Regions from separate parts of the Homo sapiens genome. Here all the other regions are linked to region 1. A link is a contact called in ENCODE Hi-C or POLR2A ChIA-PET data. All regions are on one chromosome and are shown on one strand. The core of a region is the stretch at or near the end of the contact, and the rest is flanking DNA. Distances in the headings are between cores, read along the strand shown.

Region 1 (3,460 bases), core at 532-3,031:
ACGCAGGTGGATCACTTGAGGTCAGGAGTTTGAGACCAGCCTGGCCAACATGACAAAACTCCGTCTCTACTAAAAATACAAAAATTAGCTGGGCATGGTGGCATGCACCTGTAGTCCCAGCTACTCGGAAGGCTGAGACAGGAGAATTGCTTGAACCCAGGAGGCGGAGGTTCCAGTGAGCCGAGATCATGCCACTGCCCTCTAGCCTGGGCAACAGAGTGAGACTCTGTCTCAAAAAAAAAAAGAAGCAAAATTAGACCCTAGTGCAAAGGGCGTCAAGCTAATGGAGAGTACTGAGAAAAACAAGTAAGCGCTCGTGAAAGCATGAGTGGCAGGGCAGGATCAAGTGTGAGGGCTTTGGTATCAGACAGACCCAAGTTCAAATAAAAGCTCCATGCGAGGTGTGAAACATTGGGCTAGTTACCTCATCTCTCTGTGCCTCGGTTTCCTCTCTACAACATGGGAATACTACTACTACCTACTCCCTTGGTTGTTATGGAGATTAAATGAGATAATTCAGGTAAAGTACTGAGAACAAACCGCATGCAAGAGATGAGGGCCGATAGCATGTTACCCTTCCGGGCCTCCGTTTTCTCTTTCGTAAAAGGAAGTTAATCATGCCTACCTCACAGGATTCGAAACAATACACAAGAAGAGTAATGCCACAATGCCAGGCACGCAGAAGCTAATCTCATTACTATCAGCCCCAAGCAGCACCAAAATAACTGACAGGTGGGATGAATAAAGAAAGGAAAGAAAAAGAGACCAAAGAGCCGGTCGAGGAACTGCAAAGAGGAGCTCATGGGGCAAGGTTTTGCTGGAAAAGGTGAGTCTTTGGCAAAGCCCTTAAAAAAGAGAAGATGCTATAGGACAAATGCCTAATGCATGCAGGGCTTAAAACCTAGATGACAGGTTGATAGGTGCAGCAAACCACCATGGCATATGTATACCTATGTAACAAACCTGCACATTCAGCACATGCATCCCAGAACTTAAAGAAAAAGAGAAGAAGCTAATTGGGCCATTTCTCTATGACACAGGATTTCACTTTCAAGGCTTTGTGTTGTGTGTGCATGTTGTTGTAATTGTTGTTGTTGCTGCTGCTGTGTGTACCCTCGACACCAAGCACTGAAGGAGAAACAAGGAATCGCTGGAAAATGTCTCTACCTAAAGAAGATAACTAAGGTAGGAAGATAAGATACCTGTGCATAAAAGTCAAGAAAACACAAGGCAGCGTGAGCTCAGTGTCAGTGGGGGGCCCTGGATTCGGCTGTGGGAGCCACACTGTGCCTGCCATGACGTCAACGCCGAAAGCAGTTGCTGTGTGCCAGGCGCTGTTCTCGAGCATTAAGGAAACTAACTCGATTTCATGCCAGCTCCATTACAAGGCACCACTCTCATCCCATTTTACAGCTGAGACCACTGAAGGCTGCCATCTCAGTCATACTCGTAGGTGTGGCCCAGGTAGTCTGCATGGAGGAAGGGATGGTGCTGGACGTCAGAGCTCACAGAGGATTTAGACGGAGGAGGACACGATGTCAGCACTGGTCTTTACGAATGTAAGGTGACAACAGCATCATGTAGAAACGTTGAGAAGAGGGCGGAAACCACAGTATGGACACCACCCACACAGCTGATGCTCTGAGTGGGACGAAGAAGGGTGAGGGCGGAGGTAGAGGACAGAGGATTTCAAAAGAGGCCGGAGAAGGAGTGCGGAGCAGAGGGAGGGTGAGCAGACACTGGGCTGGGCCTGCGCTCCCACTCCCTCCCACAGGACAGCTGCGGAGGCTCAGAAGAAAGGGAGAGCTGTCTGGAGAGATGGGGAGAAGGAGCTGACAGCAGGAGTGAGGCACAGGCCGGGGCGGCAGGCAGGACGTTCAAACATCAGCAGTGAGGCAGGAGCCTCCAGCAGAGAGGCCTCTGCAAGGTTTTGCCTTCATATTATAAAATACAGACCTTTAGGGGACATAAAAAGAAATCCTACACCCTCCCACGCTTAAGCTAATGAGGAAAAGTTCAGTAGATAACTTAGCCCCAGGTACTAAGTGCCAAAAAGCAAAGCTGCAAATACAGCTGCCTGCAGCTGCCTGACAGTGACGGTGGTGGCCTCATCTGGGCTCAGTTACCTGGAAAGAAGGGATGAAGGATTTGGGGCGGCCCAGCATCTGACAGTACTCGAAGATTTCCGTCCTCTGGATTGCCTCAGTTGTTGCAAATTTCAAAAACTCTTGACTAAAACCAGAGAATAACAATAAAAGAGATTGAGGTGTGGGGGACGCAGGAGTTAAATCCTAGTGGCTCTCCAAACACCAGCTGCAGCCTTTCATGGGGGAGTTTCCATCCTGGGCTGATGCCTGCGGCGGCTTCAAGAGAAGAAGGAGACTCTGGGCTCCCAGAGTGAGTGTTTCACTTCCTCTCCCTCTCCCTCCTTGAGGCTGAGGAAGGAACAAAACAGAACTCTGCACCAGAGGCACTGGGAGGCGGAGGCTGCAGAAAAGGGGGGTCACCTGCCTTCTTGCTGAAGGGTAACTCAAGGCAGGCTACCTCGAAGGACACTGGGCCCTACTCTTAGACACACAGAGAGCTGGCCCCCATGCCCATAAAGCCTGTCATGTACCTGTGAAGGGCACCCCTAGTTTGAGCAAACTCGCACAAAAGAGGGGAGCCATGTAACACTCCGGGAGCACTGAGACCAAAAGGCATGGCAGAGCAGGTGAGGACTGCTGAGCCAGAAATCAAACACGGGTCCATACATTGGATGTTCATTCCACCAGTGAGGATGGGGACTGAGTGAATGTGATCTGGTTGGGGCAGGTGGTGGGCACAAGAGTCTCATGTGACCCAAAATTTCTCCCATCAACAACTTGCTATGGTGTTTAAAAACCACAATCACCAGGTTATTCCTGGGGGTAGGACTTTATTTCCAAGAATTTCCTCATTCAACATAAACCAACGTAAACATAGGAGGGGAGACATATTAGCCCATACACACTTATTGTACATTTGGCACAGAAGGGATTCTTTGACAAGCTAGCCATGTGCTATCAGAGACCAGGAACCTGGAAGGAACAGGCAATGAGCTGGGTACACTGCCTCAGTGGTAGGCAGTGTGGTGCAACAGTTAAAAGGGCTTTGCAGGCTGACTGCCTGGATTCCGAATCCAACTCACCCACACCCTCACTGTACCATCTGAGACAAGTTATTTCATCTCCCTGTGCCTTGGTTTTCCTCCTCCATAAGTGACGATTAAAATCTTTGCTTCACTTCACTTCTTCATAGGGTAAATGTGTAATAATTAAAGGAAATAGTGCAAAGAAAATGCCTGGCACAACGTAAGAGCTTAGTGACTCTTAACACGTATGGGGAGGGGGATAGAGAGATACAGAACAGGGAGGGCCTCTAGGGAGCAAATCGTTCTGTCCATGCATTCATTCACTGAGAGCTGATTGAGGGCCTCCTG
Region 2 (3,460 bases), core at 438-2,937, 140 kb before region 1:
ACATAGGGTGCACCTTTGGTCCCAGAACCTTTGCCCAGAGCAAGTGTCCTTCTTGTTTCAAAAATGACCTCAAACTTGCACCCTTTCATGAATCCTTGAAGTCATGATGGAAAGACAAATTCAAGGATTCTTTAAAAAATTCATGAAAAATGTGCATTATGAAAAAACTATGCATGGATTTTTTTAAATTGGACCAAAATAAATTCATACTAACTTGTTATAACATGTCTGAACAGAATCTAGTTTGAGGCATTAAGAAGGAGAAGACATCAGTTTGAAAAGATCCCCTATTAGAACAACATAAATTCTGCAAAAATTGAAGAGAGAACAAACATCAAATTGATGGTGAAGCTTGGGTGAAGGAATGGTGAAATCACTGATGCTTTGCGAAGCTTATGGGGACAATGCCCCAAAGAAATCAGCAGTTTACAAATGGATAGTGCATTTTAAGAAGGGACAAGACAATGTTGAAGATGAAGCTCACAATGGCAGAGCATTCATATCAATTTGTGAGACAAAACTAATCTTGTTTGTGTCCTAACTGAAGAGGACCAACAATTCACAGCGGCCAACACCATAACCATCTCAGTACAACTTACACAATTCTAACTGAAAAATTGAATGTGAGTAACTTTCCACTCGATAAGTGCCAAAACAATTATGCTCTGATCAGCTGCAGACATGAGCGAAGCTTTCAATGGAAATTTTAAGCAAGTGGGATCGGGATTCTGAAGCTTTTATTCAAAGCAATGTAACAGGAGACAAACTGTGGCTTTTCCAGTCCAATCCTGAAGACTAAGCACAATCAAAGCAACGGCTACCAACAGGTGGAGGTCCAGTCAAAGCAAAAGTGAACCAGTCAAGAGCAAAGGTTAAGGCAACACTGTTTTGGGACACAAAGGCCAAAGAATGATAACATCTGCTTATTATGAGAGTGTTTTGAGAAAGTTAGCCAAAGATTTATCAGAAAAACACCCAGGAAAGCTTCACCAGCAAGTCCTTCTCTACTACAACAATGCACCTGCTCATTTCTTTCATCAAACAAGGGCAATTTTGTGAGAGTTTCTATGGGAAATCACTAGGCATCCACCTTCCAGTCCTGATTTGGCTTATCCTGGCTTCTTTTTGTTTCCTATTCTTAAAAAAACATCTTTGAAGGGCACCCATTTTTCTTCCATTAGTAATGTAAAAAAGACTGCATTGACATAAATTCCCAGGACCCTTAGTTCCTTAGGGGTGGACTAAATGGCTATTATTATTGCTTTAAAAAGTGTCATGAACTGATGGAGCTTATGTTGAGAAACTGTTTATATTTTTTATCTTTTAATTCCACTTTTCCATGAGCCTTTTGAGGTCTTTTCATGCCTCTTCCTGCCTCAGCCTGTGCCACACACACTTGCTCCTTGTGTGTGCCACTCAAAGAGAAACCAGAAGTATAATCCAGGATGTGGTACAAATTAAGAGTCTCCCTCTGACCAAATCCAGTAACCTTAAAGCTGCAGTCTGTAATATGACCCCTGTCCAAGCCTTCAGGCAGGTGCAGCAAGAGAGAATCTCAGCCAGAAGATGGGTGAATGAAGCCCTCCCCTGGCATTTCATGGGAATTCCTGGCAGGTTAGGATATAGCCCCTACATGTCAGGTCTCATGCTGCCTCCCAGCATTGAAGATTGTCCACTCCTTGCTCATAGGTGTCAGATCCCCACTGATGAGCAATGAGCAGGGCCCTGACCTGCCCTGCTTGCTCTCCCTTGCTGCAGCCTCATCCTACTAACTCTCCTCTCATTGCAACTATCACATTACAGATGACCACATGGTTTTACTTGCCACATCCTGCCCACAGAATGCCACTCACGGGCAATATTTCACAGCTGTTTCTTTGATGACCTTGTCTGTGGTCTTGATCTAAGTGCCACCACATGCCCCAGAATGACAGAAGATATAACATAACCCAAGACAAGGGGAAATCAGAAATGCTGGCTTGTCCCTACCACCACCCCAGACCCAGGCTAAGTCATTTGAGAAAACTGATTTTCATTTTTTTAATTCCTAGGCAAATAGATTCTTGCTTTCTTTAGTCATCAAGTTTGGCCTTTGCTAAAAGAAAAAAAAAGTTCTTCTTTGTGTCTAACCTGAACTCTCAGCTGAAGCTTCACATCATTTCTCCCAGCATCATTCTTAGAAGCTGTGCACATTCCTCATCTTTATTAAGATTTAATGATCTAATTCACATTTAGTCAATATGAATTAAAGGTCATTCTCTGACAAAAACACAGAGAACCAGGTATTAAAAGGCTCTCTACGTCCAGGGCCAGTCACTGGCCCACTTCTCTGGTCTCAAACTCTAATCAGAGAAGATCTGGGCTCTTGCAAAAGCCAGAGTTGATTCCTCTCCCTTTCCTCTCCTATGCTCCCTGAGTGGTAACTCAGAGCTATCCATTTTTAAATGGCTTTCTTCATTCTCAGTAGTTCCACTTTGGGCATTTTGCTATTTTTATATTATTTATATGGGTGTGATCCTTTTGTGATGATTATCTGTGATTAATCCTCGCAGCTATGGGAAAATCAGTATAACGGCTTGTACCACATCTAACAAGAGTTGATGTCTGTGTAGCTTTTTGTGTTACGCAGCTTTGCAAGTTCACTTTAATTGACAAGAGAAAAAGAGAATATGCAATTAAAAAGGTGTTTATTATTTATTTTTTAATTTATAATTTATAGGAATTATGTACATAGTAGACAGATAATAAGGCATGCTTTCAGTGTGATTTAATGAAGCCAGGTGGCACATCAGCAGGGCCCTAGTGCCCTCCAGCAAAGGGCTTCATGTCCTCTTCTTCCCTGGTCTCAGCTGCCATCAGACTGAAGTCACCCTCCGCCCAGTCAAAGGCAAGAGAAATGAGGACATTATGCTAGTCCTAGGAATACGGTCACAGCATGGATTTCAAACTACTGTTTAAAACAGAACTGTGTCTAAATCATCGCACCACATTTCTGACAATATGAAACAGGGAGATGCCAGTTCTCCCACTGACAGGTGCCATCACCCCAGACACTGGCAGTCAGACAAGCACAGCACAGCCCTCGAATTTAAAGGGTTAAAGGGAAGATTTACAGGACCATATTTCTTTCCCAGAAACACCAGGCAGTTCATACGTACACATTTCTCTCCACTAAGACCTAATTTTCCACCATTTCCCTTGATTTGCAGCTCCCTTTTCCCCATTTCTTTGATTTAATGCCCAATTATTTTTTGTCCCATTGCCAGTAAAACAAAATATTTCATAACTGCTTCTGTGAAGTTTTGGATACTGTTTTAAATACATGACTTACACACCTTATATTGCACAATTTAGAGGAATTTGGTGAACATCTAGATATGGATTCTGCATCTTTCTCAACAAGCTGTCCTAAGCTTGACATTTAAAAGCACCATGCCATACTTTAACACATTGCCAGCAT
Region 3 (3,460 bases), core at 340-2,839, 150 kb after region 1:
CCAGTCTAGTAAGCAAGCAAGCAAGCAAGCAAGCAGGGTCCTAGATATTAAAAATGACCATTCCTGTAAACCATCAAGCCACAAATCAACAAGCTTAATCACAAAAGTTTCTTGAGGGAACAAAGTTGAAGTAATATCCATTGAGTCATTGTGGAACTATCTGTACTTGTGGTTGATTAGCCAGGTAAGCTGGTTTTTCCTCAGTTTCCTCACCTGTTAAACAAGAGGCAGAATGATGTTCTCTCTAAAACACTTCTTGCTTTGAAATACTATTACTCTAAATAAGACTTTGGAGAAACTCACAAAATACATCCTTGTTAACTCTCAATAAGCCCAAACAATATTCCAGGACCCCACAAAACCAGAAAACTAACAGGACCCCTTGTAGACCAGTCTCTTTGTGCAACGTAGGGAGAAAGGGCGGGGGGGACTAAAGAACCTCCCAAAAGGTATTAAAAATAGCAACATGTAATTATGAAAAATCTTGTTCCACATTAGGTAGCCACATTCAAGAAAAACTGTTGGAGATCTACTATGTCCAAGGCACGGTTTAAGTTATTACTGTTCAATTTTGAAATTATTATTGTTAACTTGTCAGTAATTTCTTAAACCTAAACTGGTGAAACTCTCCTTGGGTGGACATAAAAGTAAAGCCATGGCCAAGGAGGGAGACAGTCTACAAATAAACCAAAAATAAAATACAAGTGACATCATTAAAGGAAAAAAGCCAACACACTGCACAAAGATCAAAGACAAAACAGAGAAACATGTTTGGTTAATACTGGGCTTTGAGTATTTCATGTGCCTGAGAGGCCCGTCCGTCCATCCACACCACACTTCTTCACCATGCTGTTGCAAACCAATGACAAGTTCAGCTTCAGCGCGGACAGGGCGCAGGGCGCAGACCCTGTGCATATCCCAGAATCCCGGACCCACTGCCACTCCACTCTGGGAAGGAAGAAGGCGCTCCCCCTTGGGTGACTGTAAGATAAAGCAGCTTCTTCGATCTCTTTGTCCAATAAGAAAGAAACGTTGGCCCATAAAGAAAGAAAGAAACAAATAAATAGGAAAGGTGTGAGAAGGAAGGGAAGCTCCTTTCTTTTCTGTTTAAATTTCCCGCACCCTTTTACCTCCCCGCCTTCTCAAACGGTCTTTACTTTGAGCAGCAGAGACCCGGACCGCTCAATACCCGGCTATCCCTGGGAGGGTACTTGGAAAGTAGGCGGGACAGGCCGGATGAATAATTCGGTGTCCGACTTTTCCTGCCTGCGGCGCAGTCCCTCCCCGGCTTCGTTACTCGAGTGCACACGCGGCCGGGCTCTCGGCCCTCGATTGCTTCAGCCTATCACCCTGGGATGCCGCCTGCCGCTGCCGCCGCCGCCGCCGCCGCCACCGCCACCGCCACCGCCACCGCCACCGCCGTGGCTGCCGGGTTTGTGGGATCCGCCGCGGAGCAGGAGCCAGAGCTGTGGCCGGAGCTGTGGCCTGAGAGTCAGGGGGCGGGCAGGCTCATTCCAGAAGTGGGGGCCGAGGACAGGCGGGCTAGAACCCGGGGCCACCGCCCCCTACCCCTCCTCAGGCTGAGGGAACGGGCACTCGGAGCTTCTGAGGCGGCGGCGGCGGGAGCCGGTCAGAGGGGGCGGCCCCTGGCGGCGACGCCCCCAAGCCCAGCCCTGCCCGGCCCCGCTCCATCCCCAGCCAGAGCCTGGTCTGACCGCGAGAGACGCCGGCGGGGCTGAAGAAGGCGGCTCCGAGGAGGTGGGAGGGCGAGCCTCCCCTCCCGGGTTCTTCTGCGTCCTCTCCCGGGAGGGACCCACACACACCTGAGCCCGGACCCACCCTTGGTCGGGGCCACGCTGGATCCTCCTCCCGGCCTGGGTCCCGCCCGCCGACTGCAGGTGGGCTGCATCGCCCGAGCCTCGGGCAGTGGGCGACGGGGAAGGAGGTGAGAGGTGTCCGCGCCGGCTGCCGCTCGGGTCCCTGCCCTCGCTGCGCGCTCTCCTCCTCCCCTTACCGCAGGCAGGGCGCGGAGCCGCGCGCCAGCCCGCCCCGAAGCCGCCGCCTCGTCCCCCTCCCGCCTCGGGGCACCATGGAGCTCTCTCCGTCGTCCGGAGGAGCCGCGGAGGCGCTGTCCTGGCCGGAGATGTTCCCGGCGCTGGAGTCCGACTCGCCGCTGCCCCCGGAGGACCTGGACGCGGTTGTCCCAGTCAGTGGAGCCGTCGCCGGTGGCATGTTGGATCGGATCCTTCTGGAGTCCGTGTGCCAGCAACAGAGCTGGGTCCGGGTGTACGGTAAGGACCACAGGCCGTCTTAGAGGCTGGTGTTTCCTATTTTTGCTTGGGCTGAAATTCATTCCCTAAGTCACAGGCTCATTCCCAGTCCTCATCCGTGCTAGGTCAGTTTCCCACATCCCTTTTTGTTCTGGGGGTGCATTTCTGACAAGTTTCTTCAGACTATCACTTGGGCAGGGATGTCACTCAGTATGGTCTTTGGACCTCTTCAGACACCTGCAGTAAGTTTAATGCGGGAGTTGGGCTATCCAAGACGTAATTCTTAGGCGATTACTTCAAGGGAACAGCCAGGCAATCAATCTTCAAGAAGGTATGATGGAAAAACTCCATGAAACCAAGTGAATGGATTTTCGTCTCTTTTTATTGTTGAATGAGGCAAGACTGGAAACCAAGATATTATGAAAAAGCAGAGGATAAGCTAATGAATGAAAAAAATGCAAACTATGTATTTGGTGGGAGCAAGACTAATCTATAACCTCTGCCTGAACCTCACTCTCTCTAAAAGCAACCACTTATTCCAACGGGTGTGGATTGTTTCAGATTACACTATTGTTTCTGAATCTCGTTGTAAAGTGACTGGGTTGCCACTCAGCAGGTTAAAAGTGATGAACACACTAAAACTTTCCCTTTCTGCATTCCTGGTAACCACCTCTTTAATTAAAACTGAATGATGAGATTCTATTAGGGTGAGCCTTGTGGCAGCACTAAAACCATGCTGGTTTTGAAAACTCATAGCTTAAGGATTTATAGCCTGGCATTCAGGACTGAGCTGTGGCTTTCCAAAATATTGAAACGGCAAGATGTTTATCGCCTAGCTCACGTGACTGCAGAAGACATTAGTAACGTGGCTGAGTATAAGATGGCAAATTTGAAGCACCTGGGATCAAACACAATGTTAAGATGTTATCCTGCAGTCTTGTGCATCTAAGCCTGTAGTGATCAAGTACCTTATGTTTTTTTCTTTCATCTTTCTGAACAGGGTATATGCTTACTATTCAAGAGTGACCAAGACTTAGGTTTTTTTCTGTGTAGTTCAGTTGATTTGAAGACTTAATGTCCATCGCAAAGATCATAGAACTAGGAGTCCAGAGATCTCAGTTCTTGTCTCAGTTCTACCACTAAATGGCTATGGGATTTGGGGCAGATCGAGTCACATTTTTGGCTTGTGA

Evidence for each region. Hi-C counts contacts between places; a loop is a spot of excess contacts on that map. ChIA-PET counts read pairs that join two places held with the same protein, here RNA polymerase II (POLR2A). Pooled maps may share reads with other maps.
Region 2: a loop to region 1 is called in a map of mammary epithelial cell, with 5 times the contacts of the local background. The contact joins two enhancer-like sites. A Hi-C loop is called at or near these places in 13 of 168 maps with a recorded cell type or tissue (A673, Caco-2, Calu3 and 10 more), 18 of 37 single-sample maps with no recorded cell type and 15 of 50 pooled maps. POLR2A ChIA-PET finds 5 or more read pairs at or near these places in 2 of 52 experiments (BJ and OCI-LY7).
Region 3: a loop to region 1 is called in a map of endothelial cell of umbilical vein, with 2.3 times the contacts of the local background. The contact joins the promoter of RASAL2-AS1 here to the enhancer-like site in region 1. A Hi-C loop is called at or near these places in 6 of 168 maps with a recorded cell type or tissue (Caco-2, IMR-90, MCF 10A and 3 more) and 7 of 50 pooled maps. POLR2A ChIA-PET finds 5 or more read pairs at or near these places in 2 of 52 experiments (Caco-2 and common myeloid progenitor, CD34-positive).

What each region holds. Positions count from the first base shown.
Region 1 is chr1:177,942,435-177,945,894 of GRCh38, forward strand. It overlaps CRYZL2P-SEC16B (CRYZL2P-SEC16B readthrough), which reads right to left. Exons shown (of 32, transcript NM_001356506.2): 21 at 2,127-2,232. It overlaps SEC16B (SEC16 homolog B, endoplasmic reticulum export factor), which reads right to left. Exons shown (of 26, transcript NM_033127.4): 15 at 2,127-2,232. Among named protein-coding and RNA genes, the nearest start is that of SEC16B, 26 kb to the right of the region's middle. Within about 2 kb of position 1,782, at least 4 of the 41 ENCODE cell types and tissues checked have a DNase peak (open chromatin) inside an H3K27ac peak, as active enhancers do.
Region 2 is chr1:177,799,109-177,802,568 of GRCh38, forward strand. No RefSeq gene overlaps it. Among named protein-coding and RNA genes, the nearest start is that of LINC01741, 100 kb to the left of the region's middle. Within about 2 kb of position 1,688, at least 2 of the 41 ENCODE cell types and tissues checked have a DNase peak (open chromatin) inside an H3K27ac peak, as active enhancers do.
Region 3 is chr1:178,092,404-178,095,863 of GRCh38, forward strand. It overlaps RASAL2-AS1 (RASAL2 antisense RNA 1), which reads right to left and starts at 1,590. Exons shown (of 2, transcript NR_027982.1): 1 at 1,158-1,590; 2 at 1-1,009. It overlaps RASAL2 (RAS protein activator like 2), which reads left to right and starts at 1,701. Exons shown (of 18, transcript NM_170692.4): 1 at 1,701-2,291. The coding sequence starts at 2,090. RefSeq lists an enhancer at 1,177-1,678 and silencers at 1,300-1,349, 1,400-1,699, 1,770-1,929, 2,080-2,139.